Regions from separate parts of the Homo sapiens genome. Here regions 1 and 2 are each linked to region 3. The links are chromatin loops, found by intact Hi-C in ENCODE. Cell type or tissue: mammary epithelial cell. All regions are shown on one strand.

Region 1 (8,000 bases), 340 kb after region 3:
TGTGTGTCAAGCCAATCATGGAGATGATTTTGCTTCTATTCTAAGGAACTAATCTTAAATGAAAAACATAAGCTCAATGTCTGAAAGTATTTATTTATTCATTGCAGTGTTTCTTATAATAGTGAAAAACCGAAGAATGTGGGAAGACACTTCAACAAAAGGGGAAAGATGATTGTTTACATTGCATTCAGTTATGGGAACTTTACATGGTTGTTAGAAATGAATGCTTGGAAGAAAGTGTATTAAATTAAAAGTTACTTATATAGGCAAGGCACCATGGCTCACGGCTGTAATCCCAGGGCTTTGGGAGGCTCAGGCAAAAGGATGGCTTGAGGCCATGAATCCAACATCAGGCTGGGCAACATAGCAAGACCCTGCCTCTACAAAAAAAATTTTAAAAGTTAGCTGGAAGTGGTGGCATGCATCTGTAGTCCCGGATACCAGAGAGGTTGAAGTGGAAGGATCGCTTGAGTCCAGGATGTGGAGGTTGCAGTGAGCCGTGATGGTGCCATTGCACTCTAGCCTGAGTGAGGGAATGAGACCCCAACTCTTAAAAAAAAAAAAAAAAAAAAAAAAAAAAAGATACTTATATGTTAAAGTATTTTTTTAAAAATCTACTGTTCCATCAGAGGTAAGAGTTTAAAAAAAAATAAAATGAACTAAAAATAAAAGTTAAAAAAAAAAAAAGAACCTGCCCCTTCCCCCTCAAGGGACTGGGGGATTGGAAAAGCCAATAGTGTTACAAATCCACCTTCACGGCTGCCCACATTTCTCCCACGCCTGCAGCGCCCTCTTTGGATTGATATACCGCCCCAGGGACTTTGCTTCCTACATGCTGGGCATCTTCATCTGTAACCTTTTGCTGTACCTGGCCTTTTACATCATCATGAAGGTAAGAGCGGGTGCCGGGAGCGGCTACCTCGGGCCCTCGGGCAGGCGAAGGCGGGGTCGCGTGAGGCCGCATCTGCTTCTCCTCCCACAGCTCCGCAGCTCTGAAAAGGTCCTCCCAGTCCCGCTCTTCTGCATCGTGGCCACCGCTGTGATGTGGGCTGCCGCCCTATATTTTTTCTTCCAGAATCTCAGCAGCTGGGAGGTAAGAGGCCAGTTTTCTTATCCAAAAACAACCTCTCTCTCCAACTTGCCATTTTGGCCTTTCTACCTCCCTCTCTTAATGTGTTTTCACAGTGTCTAAAATGAAAGTTTTCTCTACCAGGGATGGTTTTTAATAGCCGCACACAAATGCACAATAACTGCATGCGTTATCATTCTCAGGGTGGCACTTTATAAATCTGTAAGTACTACAGACATTGCAAACTTGGTCTTCATTGCATGTTGTATTACGACGCTGGTCCCAGTGGATGCTTAACGCGGTCAAAAGCCTTGAGTAGTTCATCTTCTCATCTTTCTCATAATCTCCATCCATCAACAAATACCCAAGCTGAGTGTCATTACATCCAGTCCATAGATAACAGAGCCGAAGCCTAGGAAATTAGTGGTATATCTGAGGCACAGAACAGGAAGAAGTCTTAGCATTCCATCAGAACAGTTACCACAATAGATTTTAGAACATTTCTGTCACTCCGGAAAGAAACCTCATATGCATCAGCATTCACTCCTCATTTCTCGCTAACCCCTTACCCCTAAGCAACTACTAAATCTACCTTTTGTCTCTGTATATTTGCTTATTCTGGACATTTCATGTAAATGGAATCACACAATACACGGCCTTTGTGTCTGGCTTCTTTCACTTAATGTGTCCTAGGTTCAAGCATGCTGTAACATACATAGTACTTCATGTCTATTCATTGCTGAAAAATATTCCGTTGTACTGATATATCACATTTTATCTACCTGCTCATCAGTTGATGGACAGTTGGATTGTTTCTATTTTTGTGTCATTATGAGTGATGCTGCTGTGAATATTTGTGTACAAGTTTTTTCCTTGAGGTAAAATATACATATAAAATTTACCATCGTTACCATTTTAAAATGTGCAGTTCAGTGGTCATAAATACATGTATATTCTTTGGTTTTTCCCCTCATCTCCCTCTCCCCCCACCCTTCCTGGACTCTGGTAACCACCAAACTATTCTCTGTCTTCACGGGATCCACTTTTCTAGCTGCCTCATATGAGTGAGAACATGCAATATTTGTCATTTTGTGCTTCACTTATTTCACTTAACATAATGGCCTCGAGTTCCATACGTGTTGCTGCAAATGGCAGGATTTTATTCTTTTTTATGGCTGAATAGTATTTTATTGTGTTTGTAGGTGTATGTACATTGTCTATGTAGATATGTGTATCATATTGTCTTTGTCCATACCTCTGTTGATGGGCACTTAGATCGATTCCATATTTTGCCTATTGTGAACAGTGCTGTAATAAACATGGGAGTGCAGATAACTCTTTGACATACTGATTTCTTTTCTTTTGGATATATATCAAGTAGTAGAATTGCTGGATCATATGGTAGCTCTATTTTTTTCTTTCTTTCTTTTTTTTGGGGGGGCGGGGGGACGGGGTCTCCCTCTGTCTCCCAGGCTGGAGTGCAATGGCGCAATCTCGGCTCACTGCAACCTCCACCTCCCAGGTTCAAGTGATTCTCCTGCCTCACCCTCCTGAGTAGCTGGGACTACAGGCGCCCACCACCGTGCCCAGCTAATTTTTTTGTATTTTTAGTAGAGACGGGGTTTCACCATGTTGGCCAGGCTGGTCTCAAACTCCTGACCTTAGGCGATCCACCTGCCTCTGCCTCCCATGGTCCTGGGATTACAGGTGTGAGCCACCACACCCGGCCATAGCTCTATTTTTAGTTTTTTGAGGAACTTCCAAACTGTTCTCCACAGTGGCTGTACTAATTTACATTCCCACCAACAGTGTGTGAGAGTTCCCTTTCCTCCACATCCTCGCCAGCATCTGTTATTGCCTGTCTTTTTGATACGAGCCTTTTTAACAGGGGTAAGATGATATCTCATTGTAGTTTTGATTTGCATTCTCTGATGATCAATGATGTTGAGCACCTTTTCATATGCCTGTTTGCCATTTGTATGTCTTCTTTTGAGAAATGTCTATTCAGATCTTTTGCCCATTTTTAAATTGGATTTTTTTTCCCTTACAGTTCTTTCAGCTCCTTATATATTCTGGTTATTAATTTCTTGTCAGATGGATAGTTTGCAAATATTTTCTCCCATTCTGTGGGTTGTCTCTTCACTTTGTTCGTCATTTCCTTTGCTGTGCAGAAGCTTCGTAGCTTGATGTAATCTCGCTTCTCTATTTTTGCTTTGGTTGCCTGTGCTTTTGAGGTCTTTGTGTACAGGTTTTTGTGTGGATGGATGTTTTCTTGGAAGCTAACTTTTCGAACCAGACATCTAGTAGCGTTTTTGTGGCTTTCTGGACGTTCAACTCTTTGAACAGTTGAACTGTGGGAATCTTGCCCATGTCCTGCCTCACCTTCCTCCAGGGAACTCCGGCCGAATCCCGGGAGAAGAACCGCGAGTGCATTCTGCTGGATTTCTTCGATGACCATGACATCTGGCACTTCCTCTCTGCTACTGCTCTGTTTTTCTCATTCTTGGTGAGTTCATATCTATCTTTTTGTGACTTTCTTCTCTCTTTACATCTTGTACTCTCTTTTTCTTCTGCTCTTCCTTACTTTTTTTTATATTCCTCTCTAATTTTACTTTCCATTTCCTCCTTGTAATTCAATGTACAGACCATCTTATTTCTTTCATAAATTTTATATCCTTTGGTTAGATCTTTAGTTTTTCTTTTACTCTTCAATATCTTTAGACACAGAGGGACAAAATTACTTTCCCTAAGTTGCACAGCACGTTTGTTCTGAATTGGTTATTAGACCCACATGCCCAGAATTCCCCCAGGAACCACTTTTAGCAATTCCGATAACATTGGGTTATTCCTTCTTATGCCATACTCACATTCCTCCTCCTCCTCCTCCTCCTCCAGTCTCCCTGAATATTTCACAAATATTTTACATATTCCTTAAGTGGCTTGGGGTAGCAGCCACGTGTCTGTTGCCTTCTGACCAGTCTGTCCCAAATCTCTCCTGTAGTTTCTCTATTTTTTTGCCCCAACCCTTTCTCAGAAGCCATGAGTATTTATATCAACCCTGGATTATAGTTCCATCCTTTAATCCTAACTTTGATTTTTCCCAATTAAAAGTCCATGGTGCCTGTAGGCAGGTTCAATTGACAATTAACAACCCTACTAGACTCCCGGGCTCCAGACCTACTAGATGCCCGGGCTCCACGCAAAGCGGGCTCAGGCAGGCCATATGACTTCAAGAGTGGAGCAGGGCTATCCTCTAGTGGCCAGTTTGGGAAGCTTGGCCAATCTGTATAAACAGTCCTTACGTCTTTTACTTTTGATCGTCACCTTCATGAGAGAGACAGAGACAGCAAAAGTGGAACTAAAGATTCCACGTGGGGCAGTAGTAGTCAAATGAACTAGAAATGGAGGAGGAGGGTACATTTCTTATATAGCAATACTCTATCCAACAGGACTTTATTCCTTTGACTCTTGACCTAAATGTCCCCTAAGTAATGACTTCCCAGGCCACCCTATCAAAATTTTTTACCTCCCCACACCTGATACTTCCTGTATTTCCTCCCTTATTTAACTTCTATCCTTAGCACTTATTACTATCTAACATGCTATATTTTACTCATGTATTTGTTTCACGTCTAAAGCCCTCTTTAGAATGTAAGCTACATGGAGAATAGGGATTTTTGTCTCTTTCATTACCAACTATATCTCCATAGCATCTGGAATAGCACATCATAAACCTTCATGAATATTTAATTGACAAATGAATTGTATAATTATAATAAGTGCCTATTAAGAGCAAAGGATTGCAGAGAGCTGCAGAAGGCATGAGAATGAGAGGGAACTAACAGTTTCCAGTCTGTGTGCATCTCAGAGAGAAAACAGGACTTAGTGTGACAGTGACTGTCCATTCCTTTCATTTCTCTGTCCCTCTCACTTCAGGTTTTGTTAACTTTGGATGATGACCTTGATGTGGTTCGGAGAGACCAGATCCCTGTCTTCTGAACCTCCAACATTAAGAGAGGGGAGGGAGCGATCAATCTTGGTGCTGTTTCACAAAAATTACAGTGACCACAGCAAAGTAACCACTGCCAGATGCTCCACTCACCCTCTGTAGAGCCAACTCTGCATTCACACAGGAAGGAGAGGGGCTGCGGGAGATTTAAACCTGCAAGAAAGGAGGCAGAAGGGGAGCCATGTTTTGAGGACAGACGCAAACCTGAGGAGCTGAGAAACACTTGCTCCTTCCATCTGCAGCTTTGGGAGTGCAACAGGGATAGGCACTGCATCCAAGTCAACTCACCATCTTGGGGTCCCTCCCACCCTCACGGAGACTTGCCAGCAATGGCAGAATGCTGCTGCACACTTCCCTCCAGTTGTCACCCTGCCCAGAAAGGCCAGCAGCTTGGACTTCCTGCCCAGAAACTGTGTTGGCCCCCTTCACACCTCTGCAACACCTGCTGCTCCAGCAAGAGGATGTGATTCTTTAGAATATGGCGGGGAGGTGACCCCAGGCCCTGCCCTACTGGGATAGATGTTTTAATGGCACCAGCTAGTCACCTCCCAGAAGAAACTCTGTATATTTCCCCCAGGTTTCTGATGCCATCAGAAGGGCTCAGGAGTGGGGTTTGTCACACATTCCTCTTAACAAGTAACTGTCACTGGGACCGAGTCCTGGGTGCTTACATATTCCTTCGTGTCTTCATCTCACTGACCTGTGTGGACCTCATCACTCTGACTCTGCCTTCTTGGAAAGGCCCTGTCACTCCACAGATGTCTGGCCAGCTTCAAGGCAGAAGGAAAAACAGGAAAAGCTCTTTTAACAGCAGCAGGAACAAGAGAAATGACTAACCATACTAAAAGACTGGTAACAGCAGCAGCAGCCAGACAGGCCTCACCTTAAGGACTTGGGCTGCCAGAGCAAATTCAGCAGAGCTTATTTGGCCTCCCATTCACACAGCTCAGTTCTGTGCCCACATCACCTTTGGGGAAGAAATCAGCATTCTAATCAGGGACACTACTTCAGGAGTCCTCCACAGCGAGTCCGTCATCTGTCACTTTATGTAGATCAGGGTTCTAGACTTCTTCCCTGAGGTTCTCAGAAGCAGCTCTCAGGATGAACGTATTGTCCTCTTCCCCTCTTCTTGCAAAGTGCACAGCTAATCTAATGTTGTCTCTCGGTTGCACCTGACATTCTCTCCCCAGTAAGGTGTTGGCAAGCTCAGCATCTGGGTTCCACTCTCACACTGTCTGGCAGCTCTGTGTCTGAGAAGTTCTACATTGACCAGGCCCCCTTGTTGCCTGGAGTATGACGTAATCAGAAAATAGACGTATAAATGTGCACATGCGTATGTATTTGCTTGTGAAATTAAAGTCACCTCTTGCCTCTGCTTTCCTGATCATTCGTTAGAGAAATGGATCAGGCATTTTTTTAAATTATTATTCTTTCTCTAAACTATTTGCATTGTGTTCAAAAACCCATTTTAGAAGTTTGAACAGCAAGCTTTTCCTGATTTTAAAAACACAAAGTTGCTTTCAATGAAATATTTTGTGATTTTTTTAAAGTCCCCAAATGTGTACTTAGCCTTCTGTTATTCCTTATTCTTTAAGCAGTGTTGGCTTCCATTGACCATATGAAGGCCACCAATTAAATGGTTGTGTTAATCCAACATGTAAAAAACTTTTTGGCAGGGCACAGTGGCTCACGCCTGTAATCCCAACACTTTGGGAGGCTGAGGCAGGAGGATCACTTGAGCCCAGGAGATTGACGCCGCAGTGAACTATGATTGTGCCCCTGCACTCCAGCCTGGATGACAGAGTGAGACCCCATCTCTTAAAAAATAAAAAAAAATAAAAATTTGAACCTGTTTCACTATGGCTAGTTTGACCTAATTTCTTTATCTTAACGCACTATGGTTTCTAATCCACAGAAGACCAAGGGAGGAAATGTGAACAACAAAGTCCATTCAAGTCGCCCTGTGGCTGAAGCGAATAAATTTTCAGATGCATAACCTGTTTGGTAGCTTGTTTGGGAAGATGTGAGCGGAAATGGGGAAAGGGCCCTGGAGGAAAGGGTGGACTGTGCTGCTGAAGCCTTCACTGTTTTCTGATCACGTCTGTCTTGTGCTACAAACGCACACACTGTGGTCAGTTTTGTTCCTGCAACAGTACCGAAAATCCAGACCAAGCTTGTTTTTACAAATATCAGTTCTAAATGTACATGTTGCTAATTCTTTCCACAGCGCCAGTCTCACGGTTGGAGGACATAAAGTCATTCAGCTGCATCTGTAGGATTTACACAAGGGCTGGGGCAGAGGGGAGCACAGAGAGCTTAAAGAGCTTAACGAGCCATTTCTGTAGGACAGTGTCTATGCTAACTCTTGCCTGGGTTCATGGACTTCACTCTTTAAAAGGGAAAGGAAGAGTGACTGAGAAAGCCGGGTTCAACAGGAGCGTAACCGGAGAAAAGCAGTCACTGTGAAGAGGCTCTTGGCAAAGTAAGCACAGAAGTAATAAGAGCAGTTCAGCTGGAGCAGGACAGAGGTGTAGCAGCCAGAGAAGCAAAGCTGTGCACATAAAAAATGACCTCTTCACACCCCTGACAAATGCTGGAGAAGCAGCCCCACCTCTTTATGCTCCACGGTTTACTGAGGGATTCGCCCGGTTTTATTTTAGCAGCAGGAGAAGCCAGTGGAATGCTGGACTCTATCTGGGGAAGGGACTTTCCATGACTGAAGGAGGTCACCGAGCCAGCTCCTCGGGGCAAAGAAAATGGCAGCTCCTCTCTTCGTAACTCCAGGCACCCACCAGAAGGTTCTGTGGGGTCACAACATGCATGTGTCGGTAAATCAAATACCCAAATCCTCCTCAATATGGGTGATAGTCTCTATCCAAAACTCATGGGAAAGGGAGGAACAAAGATAAACACTATTCACAG
Region 2 (8,000 bases), 290 kb after region 3:
TTTCTGCCTCTTCTCCTGACTCCCCTATCTGCACCCCCATCTCTCAAGTCCATGGGTTTCTTCTCCCTTCTCCCTTTTCTTGAAATAGCCAGCACAAGGAAACAAAATTGTTTTTTAGCCTCTTATGTTTAACAAATAAACATAACATAAACATGTTAAAATGTGTTTAATTTTTAAAACAAATCAGTTGAAATTTTTATACTTCTTTCTCTAAAACTAACAATCCATGAGCTTCAGTTAGCTTTGTTCTGTTGTCAATGACCCCTAACAAAATAAACCCTCCCCACCTCTGTTAGGGTTCATGTGGAAGGAAGCAGAATATTTCATCTGCAACAGATACAATGTTTATTTTGCACATACTGCCGACTCCATGAGAAAGAGAGGACATAAATGGTAGTCTTAAACACAGTAACATGTTTTACAAGTTTGCATGCATTGTACTAGCAAATAAAACATAAAGAACAAGAAAAAACAGAAAGTGAATATCAAATCTTCATACATTTAGTATTATGACTGAAACTCAAATGATGGGGAAAATTAAAATCTCTGGCAAAAAAATATGGGTTTCTTCTGCAAATTTCATGCTGTCATGAGGAACCGATGGACTTGAAAGATCAGGGTGCAGACAAGAGAGTAAGGAGAAGTCATGTCGCCAGCCAAGAAAATCATGTCTTCTTTGTTCTCTGATCTGGCAACAAAGAATTGAAGGTCTCATGTTGCCCTGGTAACACCGGGAGACACTCCCAGACTGCTGAAAGGGCTCTACCCAGCCCACACAAAGTGTCACAGGTCCAAACTCTGGCCAAGGACTCTCTGGAGCAGAAACATAACTGGGTTTGACACTCACTTTAGCTTCTTTAGGCGACTTAAGGACAGAAGTTTTCAGTTCTGCTTCAGAAGAACCAATCCTCAACATTGATTATGATTTCTGTTGCAAGTAGATATATAAAAATTACATCTATTGTTGCGAGCTAAATTCTGAGCCCAGCCTGATGACAGCCTAAATTGTGGTCATTACCTTTATAAATAGTGCTCAAATTTTATGACTTCTAAATAACACCTCTATAATTATACACCTCTTGCTTAAATGTCTTGAAATGTCCTTTCTAAAGAAATCATTACTTTTAAAACAGGTATTTAATTTTTATGAAAGAAAAATTAGAGTGGAAAGAAAAAAATCTTCAGAGAGCCCCAGGGGGTGGAGCTGATGAGAAATCCCAGAAGTTCAAGTTCAGATGCCCAGAAATGCAGGGCACATTGGAGGGGCAGGGGCACGCACTCCCAGGTGCAGCGTTTCAGCAGCCTGGGGATCTGAGACTGCTGTGGACTTGTGTGCATGATCTTCATGGCTAATGATGAGGCAACAGCCAGAAAGAGAAAAAGCCCAAAGTAGTCCTTATAAAACTATAGAGAAGACCACATTTGTCTTTGTGACAAACACTTGAACTGTTTCACAGATGCTCACAGCAGACAGCCCTCTATACTACCAATTTATGCTTCCTAACTCTTCACACTCTCCTTTCTTCAGTGCCTAGATCATTGCTGTCTTACATGGAAGAATGAAAGTATCTAATAATGTAATTCACAGTAAATTACCAATTGAAGAGAAAAAAACCTCATTATATTCTTTTGGTGGTATTTATGTTTTAAAGGAGGGTCTTGGAAGGCAATGCCTAACCTAAACGGAACTAAATCTTGGGGAATTTCAGCCAACGTGGCAGGCAATCGGGGAGCTATTAGGGGATAGTAAGGGCCTGCTTCTGTCCCTAGGCACCATCCCATGTGGTTATCTATTCACTGTGTTTGGTAAAAGGTGACCCATTTTGCCATGGGTCTATCAAAATTATTTTGAAATGTATCTACATTATCCAAAAGGACCTTGAACCTGGGTTTCCCCTCTCTTTCAGCCCACTTCTGTTACCTAAACCCTGTGCTTGATTGTAAAATCAAGCACAAGAGAGTCCCAAGGCAAAAGTGGCTACAAAAGTAAATAAACTACCTTATATAGATATGGCTTCATGGATATTTAAAGATATAAAAATAATAATCCCCTTTCCCAGTTTGGTCATTCTTGAGAGTTGAAACCACCAAGTCCCCATGCAGTCTACTTTGTCAGTTTCACGGAACCGGAACTCCCCTCACCAAGGGTGAAGCTCTCCTTGAGTCTACTTTAAGATGGCTTTCTTTTAAATAAATAATTTTTGCTCACTAACTTATGCTTTTCTCTCACTTTTCCCCTTTCCCTTCTGCCACTTACGTTTCTCAGGACAAATGTTGCCTTTCACTTTACTGCCAGCCCCTCTCAACCTCAGGTAAGTGAAGGGGTTCCAAGAGTTATCAACATCCTACCTGTTGGTGTTGCCTGCCTGTTAGTGAAACCATGTTACCCTGGTAGAGTTAGCGTGTGGTGTTGCCCTTGACCTTTCACAACTTGAAGTATATTTGTATTCCACTTTATTCCTTGTGTTACTGGAATTTTGGACACAATATTTAATCATATCACCTTAATTGGTATAAAATGGGTGGCATGCTATTTGTTTTCAGGTGTTCATTGGTTCAATCCTCACTGAGAAAATCGTGTGCCCACTATGCACCAAGAACATTGTTAGACTGCACCTGGTGCTGGAGGCACAAAGGTTAAGAACGGAGAGACACAACTTCTGCCATTATGAACCTGATAGCTGGGAAGTGGTAGTGGGGATAGGTAGTAAAAGGCTGACACCAAACAGATACACAAATAATTAATTGACCTGGAAATACAACGAAAATAAGACATTTTAATGTTTACAATGTTATAAGTGTAGTAAATTAGTTTCTCCTCTCATAAAGAAAGAGCCAGAATTTTGACAAAAAACATCAGGAGAATTAGATATTTGTGTTGTGCTCTCCATTAAACCATAACCACAAATAGAATAAATACATGAAAACTTGGATTAAGTCAGGCTGTTTTTCTGGTGTCATTTCTAGCTACCTTCCTTTTTTCTTTCATAAGCTTCTGAAGACAAAACTCTATATAATAGCATGTTCGAAACAAGTTTATTTGTTGTACATTTTCTTTAGTCCATAATATAGCTTTGGTCATAAATAGCTACTTAGGTTTTGCTTTGGAGTAGTAAAACTGGGATTAACATGGACTTGTTGTAAATATACTACTGCGGTGCTGGTAAATAGTTAAGAACTGGTTCTCAGAGAGAAAGCCCTGATTTGTAGCATTTGCCCATTTCTGTGGTGTAAATACCTCCACTGTGGCTGATTTTAAGCTCCCATTGTGATGTCACTGAACAGCTGGGAAGTGACTAATGCACAATCAGCTCTCCCAAGCCTGAATGAACCAACTCCAATCCACTTTTAAACTTCCTGTCTGTGAAAGTCTCTGCAACGCATGTATACTGCCACCCAGTGGCAGGAGAGGGCCAAAGGCCCTTAATATACTGCCCTCAATATTTATTGACTATTTAATTTCAAGAAATATTTTAAAAGCACTAATTACTAGGTGCAAAGAGAGAAACCTAAAGTAGAAGGGGAATAGGCCGGGCGCGATGGCTCACGCCTATAATCCCAGCACTTTGGGAGGCTGAGGCGGGCAGATCACGAGGTCAGGAGATCGAGACCATCCTGGCTAACACGGTGAAACGTCGTCTCTACTAAAAAAATACAAAAAATTACCCGGGCATGGTGGCGGGCGCCTGTGGTCCCAGCTACTCGGGAGGCTGAGGCAGGAGAATGGCGTGAACCCGGGAGGCGGAGCTTGCAGTGAGCCAAGATTGAGCCACTGCACTCCAGCCTGGGCGACAGAGCGAGACTCTGTCTCAAAAAAAAAAAAAAAAAGAAGAGGAATAACTTTCACTCTAACTACAGGAACTGTATAGTCTAACAGTCCTGTACAGAGCTATAATAAATATGATATACTGATCAGGTGTGGTGGCTTGCACCTGTAATCCCAACACTTTGGGAGGCTGAGGCAGAAGTATTGCTTGAGGCCAAGAGTTCAAGACCAGCCTGGGCAACATAGCAAGACCCTGTCTCTACAAAAACCTAAAAAATAAAAAATTAGCCGGGTATGGTAGCTTGCATCTGTAGTTTTGACTTCTCAGGAGGCTGAGGCAGAAGGATCACTTGAGCCCAGGAGGTCAAGACTACAGTGATACATGATTGTGCCATTGCACCCTAGCCTGGGTGACAGCGTGAGACCCTATCTCTGAAAAAAAAATTTAAATAATTTGTATTTAAACCCCAAAATGGAGTAAAATATACTTAGAACAAACTAATAAAACAAAACAAGTTCCTTGATATCTACGAAAGGTTTACTTTACTCTTAACTAGTCTCATTTTCACCTATATTTTGTATCCTCTTTGATTACAGGAAATATTTTCTTTTTCTATAAACTCACCCAAACGGTTGCACATTCTCAGATAACCTGTGTCAATCACTGTTTGCCTCTATTCCAGGAGTTAGAAGCAGGTTGCAGAAACTGGGGAGGTAGCCAGGACCCAGATAGTGATTTTTCAGCCTAAATTCCAGCCACTGCTTTGGGTATTTGTCGTTCGCTTCTTTCTGGTAAAGGTAGATTGTCAGGCAGGGGTCAAAAACATTTATTTGGGGTTTATGGTAATTTGCAGATAAAGTTGTTAATACTTTCAGTGGGTGTTTACTGCTTGCACAAAACCAATTACTAGCATATATGGGAACATATATGAGGCTCATTATTGCCAACAGTAATCATAGTAATGCTCTTGAGTTACACAGTATGGGTTTCCTGGGAAACAAGAACACTCTTGGAAATTCCATGCTCCTCATCTTTTGAAGAGCCCTGTATTATATGTATTTGAGTCAAGCTCCAAAATTAAGTGGGTTCTTGGGGGTATTGCCATCTGTTATAAGATGTGAATAGACTTCCAACTGTATCATTAATGACACTCTTTAATTCTGAGATAATTTTTCCCCATCAGAAAGCTTTGGATTATTAAAAAGGATTCCATTTTTATTGTCCTGGTACTCAAAATAGGGTTAGGAGAAAAGATGTTGAAATACAAAGTTAAGTTTTAACTTGTTTTGCCTCTCTGTACATGATAGATTTATTAGAGTCTTCACTGGGAGCCTGTTTCGGTTGCTTTTCTCAAAATCTTAATCATAGGCTTAATATAACTTCTCAATCAGTTATCGTATTTTATAATTATTTGGCAGAATTCCCCTTTCTTCATCATTAAGGACAAGTTTACAACTTAGAGTTAATACATTTTTCCAGTGGATTCATAATCTACATGGGTAAATAGTACAACCTCTTTCAATTAAAAATGTTTCCTAATTCTGGTGTTACTTGAAAAACACTTTTAAAAGATACCTCAGCCTGCCCGCAATTGTGAATGTATTTCTGGGGACTCCACATGGGGCTTGGTCTTTGAATCTCTGTATGTTCTCACTATATTCCAGCCAGCAACAAGTTTCTTGATCAAAAGGGCAAGGGGGAGGATGAGTCTAGTGCTAATTCTTGCCTATGGGAAGGTGGTTAAAATTATTGAGGAACAGGCTTATCTGCTTTTCAATATGGAATTTTCGTATGTCACATTGACCACACAGAAAGAAGTGAATCTTATCACATGTTATATCTCACTTACCCTTAATTTAAAGGGGGCAGGATGCTTCTTAAACAGGAAACAAACTAAAGTATAGCAAAGTTTAGTTGAGAAATAAATGACTATTTCTTTTACCCTAGAAAAAGGAATAGCAACATTGCATAAAATGGCTGTTTTGTCTTATTTACTGCTATATTCTTAATGCCTGGCACAGAGCCCTGCGCAGATTTAGTTTCTCAATATGTATGAGATGAAGAGCTGACTGAATTCATTAATGGAGATTCACGGAGATTTACGTATAAATTTTGTGCCTAATAGTAGAGGAAACAATCCCATTCATGTAAATATAAATCATGTCTTTCTTTTTCTTATTCTCAGTATTTTCTATACAAGTTTCCCAAAGACGTGGACTCAGTTATCATTAAAGTGGTGTCTGAAATGGCTTATCCATGTTCTGTTGTCTCAGTCCAGAATATCATGGTGAGTGCTGATAACTTGCCAACCTTCTACTATAGAGCATTATATTATTCCAGAACAAATGAAAGAGAAGGGTGGAAGCATGCCATCCTCTTACTGTGTATCTCCCTTCCAAAACTACTAAACAATACGAACAGTATCTGTGAGCACGAGTGGGCAGACTGTGTTTGCAGACACTAATTTGGAGTGGTAAAGAATAGTTAACTCTTCACCAAAATCAACAAAGCAAAGAAGGAAAGGAGGGAGGAAGCAGGGAAGGATTGTAACAAGGAACCAGGAAGACCAAGTTGTGGGCTCCGCGAGAAAGCTAAAATTGAACCCTACCATTTGTTCTGCTTTTAAATTTTTATTGTAACATTCGGTTCTTTCTGTCTCCTGAGGTGTTAACGAAAATTGAAAAAAGTGTTATACACTTTAAGACAATATTTTTATAGTTCTCTTCAATATAACATGACTTTGACTTTAGAGGACGAGGCCCCAAGTCTTAGGAAGACTATGTCATGACTGTTCAAGGGGGGAAATTGCCTAGTTTCTGGTTAATAAGGATCCCCTGCTCTGTGATCCAAGCAGAAAGATGCTGACAGGACCTATGTGTGGCATGACATTGCATGACATTATGGATGCTTTCCATTTTATTCCTCATGCATGCTGCAGTGCCCGGTGTATGATCTCGACCACAATGTGGAATTTAATGGTGTCTATCAGTCCATGACCAAGAAAGCTGCCATCACGCTACAGGTGAGGCATTGCTTCTGTGGGCATTATTGCCAATGGTAATGCTCAATAGATAGTGTACTTACTGGGCCAGCATCCAAAAGGGATGGCCATCCATGATGTGCCTAGGATCTCCTTCCTTTCTGATTGGTTTAAAAACTAATATGTCTGGCCAGGCGCAGTGGCTCACACCTGTAATCCTAGCACTTTGGGAGGCCAAGGCGAGCGGATCACCTAAAGTCAGGAGTTTGAGACCAGCCTGGCCAATATGGCAAAACCCTGTCTCCACTAAAAATACAAAAATTAGCTGGGCTTGGTGGTGCACACCTGCAATCCCAGCTACTCAGGAGGCTGAGGCAGGAGAGTCTCTTGAACCCAAGAGGCAGAGGTTGAAGTGAGCCAAGAGCACAGCACTGCACTCCAGCCTGGGCGACAACAGCAAAACTCCATTGAAATCAAAGCCTAGGTGATGGTAGACAATGCTACTCTACCAGGTGCCTCTTTCCCCTTGACAATTATTAGGAGCCCATGGTGCGATGGGACGTGTATCTGACAGATTGCTCAGAGAGGTAGGGCCAGAAGATTTCAGTCTACTTATTGGGGGTGCCAATTTAGGGTGAAGTTTGTCAGATCCATTTAAAGCAATTAAACATATTCTAATAATCTATACCAGTAACAGTAAGCAAATGAGGTCTTCAATTCTGAACAGAATGGACAGATTCAAAAGAATATGGACCATATTTGTACAGCAGCTTATCTTATGATATTTGTAATTATTATTTCAATTGTAATTTTATAACAAAAATGTATACATGTCATGTAAGCATATTTTCAAGGAGATTCTGTCCCTGCTTTGGGGGAGGTACTTACTTAAAGTACCTGCAGCGTGATCTGTTCCCTAGGGTAAGGTGATACTGTTTACTGAATAATAAGGCAAGAATGAAGAGAAGTTAATTATAATTTAGGTATGAGACCTAAAATTTTCTGTCAGGCTTTAATTTTCAAAGGCTTCAGATTTGATATCCCAAATATCTGCTCTTGTTTTTCAGTATTTCTTTCTTTCTTGGCATCCCGCATTATGTGGTCCCAAATAAAAGAGGACAGAAAAATAACTATAGTAGGGAACTTCAAATTGTATTTCATCCGGGACACTAAATTCATAAAGGGCAAGCATATCAATAACTCTCTTCCCTGGATGTGTTTGGCAATAAATTGTTACTTCTCTTTTGGGGCCT
Region 3 (8,000 bases):
GGACACCATTCAAATAAGAGATTTTGAGGCCCAATCTAGTGAGTCTGACCCCATTTCCCAAACCCATGGAATGGGGGTATTTTTTTTTCTATTTGTTGTGAAGGAAATATCAAAGAAACATATGCTGAAGTGAGTTTTGTCCACAATTACAGCTCGGAAGTCTTCTGGCCAGCCTGGTCGACTGCCACCCCCAACTCTGGCCCCACCACAGCCGCCCCTTCCTGAAACCATAGAGCGGCCGGTGGGCACTGGGGCCATGGTGGCTCGCTCCAGCGACCTGCCCTATCTGATTGTCGGGGTCGTCCTGGGCTCCATCGTTCTCATCATCGTCACCTTCATCCCCTTCTGCTTGTGGAGGGCCTGGTCTAAGCAAAGTGAGTGAGTGACGCTTTCAGTGGGAGGATCCTGGGTGGGAAATGGGGGCTCCACTAAGGAGGCCTCTGCCTAGGTCTGTGTCCATGGAAAGCTCAAGCCCAAGTCCCCCAAAGGTCTCGGAGGTCAGAGAACACCCAACGACTGGGCCCCTCCCCCAGCTCACAGACCTCGGCTTGGGGAGGAGGAAGGAGGGAAAGTTGGGCTGTCTTCTCTGCACCTTTGGAGCTCGGGACCTATGTTGTGCCATCTTCTGAAGTGTCCGAAGCTGCTCCTCTGACCTCACATTCCTACTTACAGTCCATCCTGCCTCTTCCCTGGGTGCGGAGCTGCCTTCAGCTTTCCCCTCTATCCTGGAATCTGACTTTTAGTCACTAATTTCTGCTTCAGATGGCAAAACATCTGGTCAGCTTACCTCCTCTAAATATTGTTCTTCTTTTCACTCACCGCCTCCTGCCCCCAAGCCCTGGACCCTGTATCTCCCCACCCTTCTCCCTGCAGAAGAGTCTAGGTGTCAGGTAGAAATGGGCGACACAAAGGAGACTCTAGGAGAAAATGTTCTCCATCGCTTGGGCACTGTCAACTCCCTGCCTACGTCCTTCAACCCTCTGTGGCCAGGAGCCTCCTGAGATCCTTGTGGGGCTTTTCCAACCCATCCCGGGCTACCTTGGCCTAAGCACACCTTTATTTTTCTGTCCTTCCAGAACATACAACAGACCTGGGTTTTCCTCGAAGTGCCCTTCCACCCTCCTGCCCGTATACTATGGTGCCATTGGGAGGACTCCCAGGCCACCAGGCCAGTGGACAGCCCTACCTCAGTGGCATCAGTGGACGGGCCTGTGCTAATGGGATCCACATGAATAGGGGCTGCCCCTCGGCTGCAGTGGGCTACCCGGGCATGAAGCCCCAGCAGCACTGCCCAGGCGAGCTTCAGCAGGTAGCGCATTCTTGGGTGTGGGCGGCAGGTATGGGACACCCAGGAGGGAGTGGCTGGGCTGCCTTGGGGGGCCTCCTCCCTCCTAGGGTCTCAGGCTGGGCTGCTGGGCCAGGCTTTCTTTAGTCAGGAGCAGATGCTCCTGTTGTTGAGTGAAGACTGGAAAGTTACCTGGACTCCCCGGCGTGGCCGTCTCATTACTCTTCCTTTTGAGCAGCAGAGTGACACCAGCAGCCTGCTGAGGCAGACCCATCTTGGCAATGGATATGACCCCCAAAGTCACCAGATCACGAGGTAACCAGGCCTCTCCCCTTTCACTCCCAAGCCCCACAGCCTCACTTTCCCTTTAGCTCCTCAAATCCAAGGCCTGTCACTGAGAGCCAAGCAGTAGTGCTGTACTCAGGGGTCCCCGTGACTGACAATCATGCTCCTCTGAACCATTGCCCTAATAGGCAGTTGTTGCATTTGCAATTGCGATGCCCTTTCTGCCTGAGGGCATGGCTTGGCATCTCGGAATCCTCCGTCACTAGACAGATCAGAAGCACCCACCACAACTGACTTTGCCCATGGGCCCCTGGACACCTGACTTCACATTCTCCCACATGGAGTAAAATGGAAATGGACTAGAATGATCAGTGGGAATGATGGTGTGGTACCTCTTGATGTTCAAAGGGGAGAGCAGTCCTTGCCCCATCTGAGCTCTCACCAGCTCTGATGCCCTCAGACAGGGAGACAGCCAGCAGGGGGATGGGGCGACAGGCCCACCCTGCCCAGCCCCACCTCCCCATCTGGGCTTGTGCACTGCAGGGGTCCCAAGTCTAGCCCGGACGAGGGCTCTTTCTTATACACACTGCCCGACGACTCCACTCACCAGCTGCTGCAGCCCCATCACGACTGCTGCCAACGCCAGGAGCAGCCTGCTGCTGTGGGCCAGTCAGGGGTGAGGAGAGCCCCCGACAGTCCTGTCCTGGAAGCAGTGTGGGACCCTCCATTTCACTCAGGTTGGTTCCAGGAGCAGGGCAGGGAAATTAAACAGGCTGGGGGTGACATGAGGTAGGCATCCACAAGCCAGTAGTAACAGTCTTCAAAGGTGGGGCTTGGTAAGGAGCCAGCCACAGCATTTATGTGGGAGGGATGGGGCATCGAGGGTGGCTGGCCACTTTCCTTCACTGCTGAAGGCCCAGTAGGTCTGTGGGATGTCCAAGTGGGTTCTACTGCAACATGATAAGCTGCGGTCCTCAGCCTCTGAGAAAAAGGCTATTTCTCCATTTCAGAGAAAAAAGCCCTTTTTGGTCTGTGCATTTCAAGGCCATTCACAAATTCCATTTGCTGCTCATCACACTAAGAGGCATTCTCTAATCACTCTGAAATGCCTTGCTTTGTTGAGGCTTGTCTCTTAATTAAGGAATAAGGTTGCCTCAATCATTAAGGAGCCAAATTCTTACAAACATCATCATCATAACTCTTTGTACTTCCACGGAACTTTTTCTCCAAGGAGTTTTGGGCCATTCACGCTAAGCCCATCCCATTGTCTTCCTCCATGCTAGTCTCCTTAGAAATCAGTGGATACTTGGTGAGGGCACCAAGTATCCACTAACGTTTCTTAGCTTCTCTGTGTGTGTGCCCATTCATAGGCAGATCCTGGACTCTGTCTCTAGGAGATTAAATTTAAAAGATGCTGGGTCCTAAAGCTCGACCCAGCATCATTTAAACTGGACCGTGTCAATCTGGGGGGACTGGATTGTGAGTGGGATGATTGTAACCAGAAGCCATAGCAAAGGGTGGACTAGCCGCCTAAACATAGAAAGAGCAGGGCTTCCTTCTGCGTTTCACGGGCTGCACTGACTTCATCTGCTCCTGTGGTGTGGGCTCAGTGCGGGAGTCTCTACAGTCCCAGCATGAGTGGGAAATGGGTGGCAAGTGGCCCTCCCTGTTTTGATGAGAGACCTTGGAGGGAACAGAAGTGCCCTTGTCTCGGTTGTAGGTTTCTGTCCCCTTTCCAGAGCCAGTGTAACCACCTCCACCACAGATAGAGATTGGCCCAGTGTCACTGGGTGTTGGCTCCTCGGTCAATCTGGATTTTAATGGTTCCTACTCTTTCTCCCCTCAGGGCCCCCATGCTGCTTGGGCCTTGTGCCAGTTGAAGAGGTGGACAGTCCTGACTCCTGCCAAGTGAGTGGAGGAGACTGGTGTCCCCAGCACCCCGTAGGGGCCTACGTAGGACAGGAACCTGGAATGCAGCTCTCCCCGGGGCCACTGGTGCGTGTGTCTTTTGAAACACCACCTCTCACAATTTAGGCAGAAGCTGATATCCCAGAAAGACTATATATTGTTTTTTTTTTAAAAAAAAAAAGAAGAAAAAAGAGACAGAGAAAATTGGTATTTATTTTTCTATTATAGCCATATTTATATATTTATGCACTTGTAAATAAATGTATATGTTTTATAATTCTGGAGAGACATAAGGAGTCCTACCCGTTGAGGTTGGAGAGGGAAAATAAAGAAGCTGCCACCTAACAGGAGTCACCCAGGAAAGCACCGCACAGGCTGGCGCGGGACAGACTCCTAACCTGGGGCCTCTGCAGTGGCAGGCGAGGCTGCAGGAGGCCCACAGATAAGCTGGCAAGAGGAAGGATCCCAGGCACATGGTTCATCACGAGCATGAGGGAACAGCAAGGGGCACGGTATCACAGCCTGGAGACACCCACACAGATGGCTGGATCCGGTGCTACGGGAAACATTTTCCTAAGATGCCCATGAGAACAGACCAAGATGTGTACAGCACTATGAGCATTAAAAAACCTTCCAGAATCAATAATCCGTGGCAACATATCTCTGTAAAAACAAACACTGTAACTTCTAAATAAATGTTTAGTCTTCCCTGTAACCTTCAAACTGAGTCATGTGTGAGTCAGCATTTTCTTTACATGTTAGAATTCAGTCTCTGAGTATTTGAAGAAAATACCCACTTACAATATTTTCAGGTCCATCAGAAATGAGATCTGAAAAAGGTAGTAAATGTTTCTCTTTTTTGTTTTTTAAAACAGTGAATGTCAGTTGTGCTTGGATTCATGCAGAACACATTACCGTTTAGTCCACAAGGGAACCGTTGTACAACAGACCAGGAAAAACAGGTTCATAGTTCTCTTACCAACTGGACTTGAGATGAAGTTTAGGTCATATTGAAGAAATAGAACTAATCTTTTTTATATAGGTGTGTGTTGAAGACCAAATATTTTCTCCAAAATACTGTTTAGCTAAGTGCTGTGCCACACATGGACATATGGTGCATAATAAATTCACTTCCCTTCTTTCCAAAGATACACCAACATTGCCAGAGTAGTTGACTCACTAGTTTAAAATCAACATTTACTTACTGTTGTCCAACCAAAGGATCAACCATAGATTCTTTTTTAATTGAAATTTTAAAATCTTTATATGTGGAAGTGGAATTAGATGGAGACTGATGCTTGCAATGAAAGCCTTACTACGCTTTGTGTTTTGGGGCTGGAGAGGGTGGGGGGAGCCTGTATTTTCTAGATTTCTGTAAAATTGAGTTACAGATGAAATGCCACTTGAGACAATCTCGTTAAGTGGGGGGCCAGACCCTGGCTTTTAAACATGAAGAATTTGATAAACAGGGTCCTAGGGAAGAGTCACTCTGACTGTTTAGGGCAAGTGCATCCTCTGCTGGCCAAAATAAGTATAGCACCTGCTATTCCTGACTTCTGCATCCTTTTTCCATCAAGCTCAACGTCAGAGAGAACTTCATGTGGAAGTGCAGCATGGTTTTCAGGAAAGCAGTATTTTAAAAATATTATTTAAAAGGAAGGACTGTAAGGAACAGGTAAATGTTAGGAAATGAGAAGCAGAGCAGGGAAGAGAAGAGAAAAAATAAGATACTGTGATTTCAGACAACCTGGCATCACGGCCCAGAGCTCACTTCTGGGGTGGGTAGGGCTGACGCTCTCAGTCATTGCTTTGCTATCCAGAGGCCCCCCAATCTGAGCTGTAACTCACCTTCTAGCCCCACTGGTTTTTACATTTTTTCCTTTTTCTCCTTGATGATCTAAGGTAGCTGTCAAAATGAAGTCTGGTGAACTTTTCTGAAGTGATAGGTGAAACATCTGCTTTCTGCACAGCACTGGAATCATAGCACTCAATGGATTTAGCTCTAAAGAGAAATTTAGCACATGGCTCACAGACCTCCCTAAGCTGGGGAGCCCGCTGTGGTGGGACAGGCTGGCTGGCAGGCATGAGCAACTCCTTTACTCTGAAGTTGTGACAGAGGGGCTGGACTCTGTGGTTTCTTTTTCTTCCAATGCTGAGATTGATCATCGGTGATACTATGGATGACAGTTCAGAAGAGCCAAGTTATATGAACAATTGACCCACAAGTAACTCAGTGTAGGCTGATTTTTGGCCTTACCCTCAGAGGTGAGGCTGCTCCTCTGGGAGCACAGCAGAAGGCAGGGAAGTGTGCCAGGAGCAGGATAGCTTCCCAGCCACCCTGCCCATGCCACACCCTGCTGGTCTACTTGTGTTTGAAGCTTAACTTCCCAAAGACTCAGATGCTCTAACTTAACTACAGATTTAAGACTAAGCCTGGAATCAAGTTGAAATGAACCTAAAGCTATCAACATATTTTGTCCAATTCAAAATAAAGTAATTCAGTGTTAACTGTCGTCAATTCCCAAACATGCGGAATGAAGCCCTGAATATTGTAGAATTAACTAGTGATTTAGTCCAGCTCAGTTTGGGAATAATTATCCCGATTAGCTTTCCTCTCAGTTGAAATGCACAGCAAGTCCTGATGTGGCTCTTCTGTAGACTGTAGGTCCATTCTTGCTGCAATCAGAATCAGAATCTCAGAATGGGAAGGAACCCATTCTACCAATCCTTCATTTGTCAGATAATAAAATGAGGCCCAGGAAGATAACGTAACTTCTCCTGATTCTCTACAATTACCAAGGGGATGGTATCGCCTCAAGACCTTTCTCAGAGACCAGCCACTCTCTCCAGGCAGCTGCTTCTTGTGGCTGCCAGCTCCCACGAAGGCCCCGGTGACCCCCACCTGGCATTCACACCCTGTTCAGTCCCCTCCCACATCACACAGGGTCAGCCTGTGACCCATATGACAATAGTGACGCTATGTCACTTCTGAGCTTGGGCTGTAAAAGACTGTGGCTCTTGTATACATCATTCTCTCTTGCTGTCTCCCTCACTCTTGGATCACTTGCTCTGGGAGAAGTCATATCCCAAGCGGCCCTATGGAGAGGCCCACATGGCGAGGAACTGAAGCCCTGCCTAATGGCCAAGGGAGTGAATTTGCTAATAGCCCCTCCAGCTCCAGCCAAGCTTCAGATGGCTGCAGCCCCAGCTCCTAGTGTGACTGCAACTCCACGAAAGACCCTGAGCCAGAACACCCGGCCAAGCTGTCCCCAGATTCCTGGACCTCAGAAACCCTCTCACTCCTGGGTGAGATCACAAGTTTGTTGTTTCAAGCTAAGTTTGGGGGTAATTTTTTACCGCAATAAATAAGACACTCAGGGCTATGACTAGCATATTTTTAAAAATACTTGAAAGGCACACATGGCTTAGGATATACAACACAGAAAGTGATTTAAAAAAAAAAGTGGGTGCTCTCCAGTAGAGAAGTGACTACATCAGAAATTAATGGTGACAAGTGCAAACAATAAGGTATTCTGACCTCTTAAATAGGAATATGAAGGAATCTTAGGAAGACAATAGGCCAAGTGGCCACCTCTAAGAATATGCTGATGTACAAAGAAAGCAAGACCTGTCTGTAATTTTGGGGGGCACATTAGCAGGCTAATCACAGGTGAGGAAGACTTGGCATTGCTGAGTTCCCTTCTACATTTATGCAATGTTCCTTTCTTCACCCGCCCTTCTCAGTGACCAGCTTATCCTGGAACAGCCTCAATGAGTAGCTCGTTAATACAGAGCTCTTAATCTAAAGAGCTATGCTCTGTTACTAACAGGATTCCAAATGTCAGTGAGATTATCCTGCAATGGTTATAGCCATGAACTTCAATGAGCACTTACCCCCAAACCAAAAGGATACTCTTCAATTAGTTTAAAATGTTATGCATAATCAAAGGTGATTGTTAAAGATGATCTCTAGTAAATCTATTTCATTATCTCCTCATCTATATCAAAACCAGCAAATGGCCCAAGTAAAACCTGAAAGAAAATGGCAGGGGACATGAGAAACTATGGGGAAAACTTAGAATTCTGACGGAGTTGCAGAAATCTTTAAAGAAAAGCCTCTTTATTGACTGTTTTATTAAGCATGCCCCTCTGCTCCACTCAGAACTGAGGAGTCTACAAAAACTGTGGGCAATCCAAGAAGGCTGGTTATTTTCCTGCTTTCTGCCAACCCAAAGCAAACTGCTCTGCCATGTCTGTTTGTATTTCCTGAATCCTGAGCCCTCAAAACACTGCTTTATGAAGTCAACAATGCCAAAACTGAAATTTGCATTTCTATTCTAAGATATAGCTGACAAAATGTCCTTTTCTCCTGCATCCTCTCAGAGAACACTTAATAACATCTAAGTTTATTTTCTAAGGATCAAGAAAACAAAGTTTTCTCATGAATTGCTGAATGATAGTTTTTCTTGCCAAGGGCTAAAAATTCAGGATACCCCCAAATCAAATTTTCCTAAAACAAAAT

What was found. Hi-C counts contacts between places; a loop is a spot of excess contacts. Peaks named below come from ENCODE experiments on the same cell type or tissue, not always from the same donor. Only the 100,000 strongest peaks of a DNase experiment are listed, where the experiment ranks them.
Region 1: it touches region 3 in a loop (9-fold over the local background); 10 of 110 quality-filtered maps call a loop at or near these places.
Region 2: it touches region 3 in a loop (15-fold over the local background); 4 of 110 quality-filtered maps call a loop at or near these places.

What each region holds. Positions count from the first base shown.
Region 1 is chr3:113,622,641-113,630,640 of GRCh38, forward strand. It overlaps SIDT1 (SID1 transmembrane family member 1), which reads left to right. Exons shown (of 25, transcript NM_017699.3): 22 at 787-892; 23 at 983-1,093; 24 at 3,462-3,575; 25 at 5,006-6,935. The coding sequence ends at 5,068. It overlaps LOC124909410 (a long non-coding RNA gene), which reads right to left and starts at 793. Exons shown (of 2, transcript XR_007096007.1): 1 at 1-793. RefSeq lists a silencer at 4,314-4,413. In mammary epithelial cell, CTCF peaks have their summits at 777 and 4,326 (motif pointing left); a DNase peak (open chromatin) is centred at 4,341.
Region 2 is chr3:113,574,656-113,582,655 of GRCh38, forward strand. SIDT1 (SID1 transmembrane family member 1) reads left to right here. Exons shown (of 25, transcript NM_017699.3): 4 at 2,267-2,312; 5 at 5,953-6,054; 6 at 6,706-6,789. Among named protein-coding and RNA genes, the nearest start is that of SIDT1-AS1, 12 kb to the right of the region's middle. In mammary epithelial cell, a CTCF peak has its summit at 3,391 (motif pointing left); a DNase peak (open chromatin) is centred at 3,316.
Region 3 is chr3:113,283,259-113,291,258 of GRCh38, forward strand. It overlaps BOC (BOC cell adhesion associated, oncogene regulated), which reads left to right. Exons shown (of 20, transcript NM_001378074.1): 16 at 153-374; 17 at 1,077-1,309; 18 at 1,524-1,600; 19 at 2,114-2,307; 20 at 3,417-4,201. The coding sequence ends at 3,604. It overlaps CFAP44 (cilia and flagella associated protein 44), which reads right to left. Exons shown (of 35, transcript NM_001164496.2): 35 at 3,672-8,000. SPICE1-CFAP44 (SPICE1-CFAP44 readthrough (NMD candidate)) reads right to left here. Exons shown (of 52, transcript NR_183050.1): 52 at 3,672-8,000. Among named protein-coding and RNA genes, the nearest start is that of BOC, 76 kb to the left of the region's middle. In mammary epithelial cell, a CTCF peak has its summit at 4,999 (motif pointing left); a DNase peak (open chromatin) is centred at 4,193; H3K27ac peaks cover 1,891 bases.